Linked DNA regions of Homo sapiens: region 2 is linked to region 1. Evidence: chromatin loops called from intact Hi-C (ENCODE). Cell type or tissue: PC-9. All regions are shown on one strand. Links, peaks and the distances in the headings refer to the core of each region. The heading gives the core; the rest is flanking DNA.

What was found. Peaks named below come from ENCODE experiments on the same cell type or tissue, not always from the same donor. Only the 100,000 strongest peaks of a DNase experiment are listed, where the experiment ranks them.
Region 2: a loop joins it to region 1, with 3 times the contacts of the local background. A loop is called at or near these places in 2 of 110 quality-filtered maps.

The regions. Positions count from the first base shown.
Region 1 is chr1:42,145,631-42,148,544 of GRCh38, forward strand. No RefSeq gene overlaps it. Among named protein-coding and RNA genes, the nearest start is that of GUCA2B, 6.3 kb to the right of the region's middle. In PC-9, for the core only: CTCF peaks have their summits at 1,403 (motif pointing right) and 1,609; a DNase peak (open chromatin) is centred at 1,481.
Region 2 is chr1:42,689,638-42,692,551 of GRCh38, forward strand. All of the region lies in intron 2 of YBX1 (Y-box binding protein 1), which reads left to right. Among named protein-coding and RNA genes, the nearest start is that of YBX1, 8.7 kb to the left of the region's middle. RefSeq lists a silencer at 1,024-1,073. In PC-9, for the core only: a CTCF peak has its summit at 1,371; no DNase peak of the experiment used is centred there; H3K4me3 peaks cover 491 bases; H3K27ac peaks cover 1,942 bases.

The sequences.
Region 1 (2,914 bases), core at 150-2,649:
GATTCCCAGCAAGCACTTCCTGGCACTACTGCGCCTTCGTTCCACCCTCCTCACTGACCCATTTCAAGGCAGAGGTGTCATTCACGTCTCACAGTGCAGGGCACAGACACTCAGAGAAGAGAACAACTTGTCCAAGACCCCTCATTCGTGTGGACCTCTGCTGTACCTGACTCCAAAGCCCCAGCGCCCGGCCGGCTGCTGGGCGAGACAGGGAGTTGAGGAAGGGCGATCCTGCTGGCGCGGACGGTGTGGGCTAGGCGCGCTCCGGGTCCTCCGTGAATTCCCAGTTTCCAGGCAGCTGCGCCCGGGCCCGCCTCCCCGAGTCGGCCCCCACCTCTGCACGCAGAGACCTCTCCTCACCTCCCGCCCGGCCAGATCACAGGGCCGCCGAGTCAGATGGGATCCCTGCCCCCATCAGCCCTTCTGCACTGCCCAGCACATATGGCCTCCCTCCCAGCCCACCCACACACCACACAGCCTCACATCCGCACGGTCACAGACACACTCACACACACAGCAAAAACCACTCGCACACGCTCCCATATGCCACTCACACACACACATCCACGCACACAGGCTGACACAGGCTCACACACACATGCCCATACTCTCACATGCAGATACACACACAGACACAGAAAGCACTCCCATATACACATACTCCCACACACCAGCACACGATCCTCACACACAAGGACACACAACACGCTCCCCTACACACACGAGAGCACTCACAAGTACACACGAATATACACAATCACTCTCACATGTGGACACGCGCGGACACGAAAAGCACACCTGGATACACATGTTCCCACGCACATTCTCACCAGGGCTTGGGGCATGTACACACATGCTCACACACAGATACAACCCCCACCCCCACCACACACACACACACCTTTCACACCTGCCGTGTGGCCATGGGCGAGAAAGCCGGGTCAGAGCCATGCACCTCTCCTCCTCACAGAACACTAGGGCGAAGCTGGTCTCTGGGGGCCCCGTGTCCTCCTTGTAGTTCTCCCTCTGCCCTTGGCTGCCCCCAAGACCCGACTTCAATGCAGGTCCCACTTGGGGCCTGAACTTCCTCCTCTCCTCCCCTCAGCCCCACTGTTCACCTCCGCATCTCCTCTCTGCAAACCCCAGGACTCGGGCATTAGCAGGAGCTTTTCGGTAACGACCCTGCACACCACCTCCCCTCCCCGCACCCCCAAGGCGCATCGCTGATGCTGACTGTCACGGTCATGCTGGTAGGACCCCCAGGCGCAGACACGGGGACAGGGAGGCTCTCCGTTACCCCTCAAAGCAAAGCGCAGAAATGACTGCTCACCCCATTAACTCTCAAGGTGGTGCCTCAGGGAAATGGATTAGGACTCATTCCCCGTCTGCAGTCTTCCCTGCCATCACCAGGGGGCAGCCCTGATTCACATTTGTGTTAAATACCTGTTACCCAACCCCAGGCCAGAAAGGTGTTACACCTTGGAAGCATTCCTGTAAACAAACCTGACGGGTGTGTGTGCGTGTGTGTGTGTGTGTGTGTGTGTGTCCGCGCACATGCTTATGTAACAAGGTCAGTACAATATGGGTAGACTGGGAAAGTAAGTCAAAGGGGAAGACACAGATTGAATGAGCTTTAGTACAGTCACTGATGTTGGAGCAAAGTTTGGTTCTGAGTTTCCTGGTGACCATAGCAAAAATAGAACCACTCGTTAGATCACCCACCTCTCCGGGGAAAAACCAAATTCATCTGGAGGGCTTCTGGGAATTCTATCACATCTTGGTTTATACAACTCTCCCTACAGAGTCTTCCAGATCAACTGTTCATGTGTTGATCCTTCCTTAAATTTTTCATCTCTCTGTTTTATGCTTTGATGTAAAGTGATAGTTAAGGGCATTGGGTCCACTTTCCATCCTCCTATCTTTTCTTGAACTCATTCCAATCGGGTTTTCATCCTCCCCACTGTTAGAATTGGTCTTATCAAGGTCAGCAGTGACTTCCATATAGCCAAATCCAAGGACAATTCTCTGTCTTCATTTTACTAGAGCTAACCACATTTGACCAAGTGAGCATGTTCTTGCTCCTGAAGCCCTTTCTTCATTGGGCTTCAAAGACGCAAGTCTCTTTTTGTTCTTCATCAACTGTTCCTTCCCCGCCATCCACTCTGCTGGTTCCTCCTTCTCTGCCTCATCTCCAGGTATTACAGTGCCCTAGAGCTCAGCCCTGGGACCTTTCCTCTCCGTCCTGTCACTCTCTCAATCCAGTTTCAGGTCTCTGAGCACCAGATACACTTGATGACCACGCTATCTATATCTGTGGCCCACTCCTTTACTCACATCTCAAACAGGCATCTCAAGCTTAATGTGTCCAGACCCAGCTCTTGATAGACTCACCTGACATGTTCCTTCCCATTTCTCATCTCAGTAAATGGCAGCACCAATTGACTTGGGGCCACCATAGAGTTGTCCTGGACTGCTCTCTTCATTCACTCTTTCCATCCAAGCACACAAAATCTGAGGCCTCTGGCTTCAGAGAATCTCTAGAATCCAACCCTTTCTCATCATCTCTATTCCCACCTCCCTATCCAAGTCACCAAACTGCCCTGTGGGCAGTGGTTTGTCTGTTTTGTTAAGTGCTGTATCCCATGCTAGTACATAATAGGCTGTAAGTTAATCATTTTTGATTAAACAATCGAATGCCCTAGGGGCTTCTATGCACACAAAACACAAAAAGCATTCTGTTTCTCAGTAAACAAGTGATTTCACAACTATGAAAACAATAATAACATACATTTTTTGAACACCTACCACATGCCAGCAAGATGCTAGATGAGGTGATTAAGGCTCAGAGAAATAGGAAATGGCCAAAGGCTAAATATCTAGTGCTTGGTGGAATAGGTACTTGAATCATATCCAT
Region 2 (2,914 bases), core at 241-2,740, 540 kb after region 1:
GAGTAGAGTCCGGGAGTTTGGATGGATTGGGCCATGAAAAGCAAATGCTAGAATTCCTAGTTCCTGTGGCATGGAGAATTATCTGGCAAGCTGTAATTGTCTTTTGACTTACTAAAAAGTTTTCCAGGGAAGTTAAATTTTTTTGCCTTTGTTTTCCCATTTTGAGTTGCATTTTGTCTATTTTTAAGACCCTTACCAATCTGGATAGGCCATAGTATAGGAGTGGTAGCAATTAGATTTTAATTTAGAAATCTGGCTAGTATTAGTGAATAGTAAATGCCCAATAAATACTAAAAAGATTTGAGTACCTACCTTAGTAATGTAAGTTATTAAGTGTTTAGTGTAGTTTTTCTCATTTTGCAGGTAAAAAAGCCAATGAGGCAGCTTTCCTAGGTTACACAGCTGTTAATAGTTGAGTCAAGACTAAAAATCTAGCAGGGCGTGGTGGTGCATACCTGTAATCCCAGCTACTCATGGCTGAAGTGCAAGAACTTGAACCCCGAAGGCAGAGGTTGCAGTGAGCCAAGATCGCTACTGCACTCCAGCCTAGGCAACAAAGTGAGACTCCATCTCAAAAAAAAATTGAGTACTGTTATTTCTTTTTCTTTTCTTTTTTTTTTTTTAAGATCTGCAAAGGGGTTTAATAATGCAAATATCACATATATTTCCATTTTTAACACCATATTTAAGTTTTCCATTTTCTTAACAATAGAAAGTGATAAAAATGTTTTTCCCAATGTAATAATACAAATGGAAAATATTATAGACAGTCATACACTAACCCAATGAATAAGATTCACCAGAAGCAAAATCTATTTTGGGGGTCCTATATTGTTACATATATACAGGGCACCAGAACCACATTTAGACTAATACTTTTTATTTCTAGTTAAAACAATGCAGGGCACTCCTGTGACCTGCAAATCTAATTGTACATATGTATGTGTCAGACTGTGCAGGTGGCCAAGAAGAATAGAAAGAAAGACTTTATCCAGCTTTGGAGTTCAGGGCCTGATTGCCCCAGCTTTAGCCCATAGGAACTTGACAGCTTGTTCATACCTCTCATCTTTAGTCATAGTTTCTCTTTCTCCAACCCCTTTTCTCCCTAACTACCCTGTGCCATTTAGACTGGAAATTCTAACAGGTAGCTTTTTCTTTCTGAATTATCTTTACTACTGTATAATTTTTATTTTCAGAATATTCCTTATTTCTACATCTTGAAGACATTTCTTTCTAGTAGATGGGGGAGCTAGAGCTTACATTCACTGCCGGAAAAGGGTCAGTTCCAGTGTTAATTTCCCAGCAAACACCTGAGAGAAAAACTGAACAGAAAAGAATAGTGATGGCTGGCAGAGAGTGACACCTGCACCCAGAAAGCTGCACTGCAGCTGTCTAATATTTGAGGGTCTCTTTTGTTATAACTGCCAGTTTAAACTAGAGATTCTGGCTGGTTGCAAATTCAAAGCAGATCAATACATTTAAATCACTGGTTCAACAAATCACTCTTTTTAATGGTATAATGTTTTTATTGCAATTGAGGACGTTTTCAGTAAATACCTTGAGCTTGAGGCCCTGGCTAAGTATTCCTTTTGCAATACTGTTTTTACTGTCATGACACTGGTCAGTGAACTGTGTTAGTTTCACATATCTATCTATGTACCCACAAAACACCTCCCTGTCTTTGCAGGAGTGACATTACCCTGTGTGTAATGGCAGCCTTGTGCTTTCTCTGTGCAGAGACAGGGTCTTGCTCTGTTGCGCAGGATGGAGTACAGTGGCATGATTATAGCTCACTGCACCCTCATTTCCGGGACTTGAATGGAGGCCCGGCTAATTTTTTATTTTTTATAGATATAGGGTCTCGCCACGTAACTACTTTTAATTATTTTTATTGCCGGGTATGATGATATTGATATGTGAATACCTGTTGTAACTACATTAGAAGGCATAACAAACAGTCAGAGCCACCACAAAATGGATTGATAAAGAAATGATGTATTACCCAGATACCATGAGTAGCATTATCAGTAATGAAAAATTCTCCACAGAAGCTGCATTTTTAGTGAATTTAATGCGTATTAAAACAGTACAGAAATACATACATGACTCAGATAACAATAAACAAATTTACTTTCTATACCAAATCTTTACATAGTCTTCTAGCAACTAACACCCACCACTTCCATTAATGCAGATAGTGCTCCCTATCTTTGGAAAAAAATTTTATTTTTTTATTTTTTTTGAGATGGAATCTCACTCTGTTGCCCAGGCTGGAGTGCAGCAGCTCACTGTAACCTCCGCCTCCTAGCTTCAAGCAATTCTCCTGCCTCACCCCCCAGAGTAGCTGGGACTATAGGCACACACAGCCACGCCTGGCTAATTTTTTGTAATTTTAGTAGAGACGAGGTTTCACGATGTTGGCCAGGCTGATCTTGAACTCTTGGCCTCCCAAAGTGCTGGGATTGCAGGCGTGAGCCACTGCACCCGGACTGGAAAAACTTTAAATACCCTGCCAGGGGAAGTATTGCCCCTGTTGAAAATCACTATTCTAGACTTTGCCTGTATTTGCCTTTCTTACTCTACCAGTTTTTTATTGTATTTCCCCTTAGAGCCTTAGAGTTTGAAATTCAGTCATATTGGAGAGCAGAACTAATAAATGATGGCTGTAATCTGTTTTTGTGGTGCCTATGGAGTTATGGACAGATGGACATTAGGTACAGCCATCATTTCCCTAGGCAATCCTAATCATCTAGCTTGAAAGGTCAGTTTTCAGTCACTTGCCTTAAGTCGCTTTTACAGTTTACCTGTTCTGTTTTTTTAATTATCCTGTTCCCATCAATTAAAAATGTTCTTATAATAATCCAAGCTATAATTTACAGGTCAGATTTAAAGTTAATTTTATGTGGATCCTTTG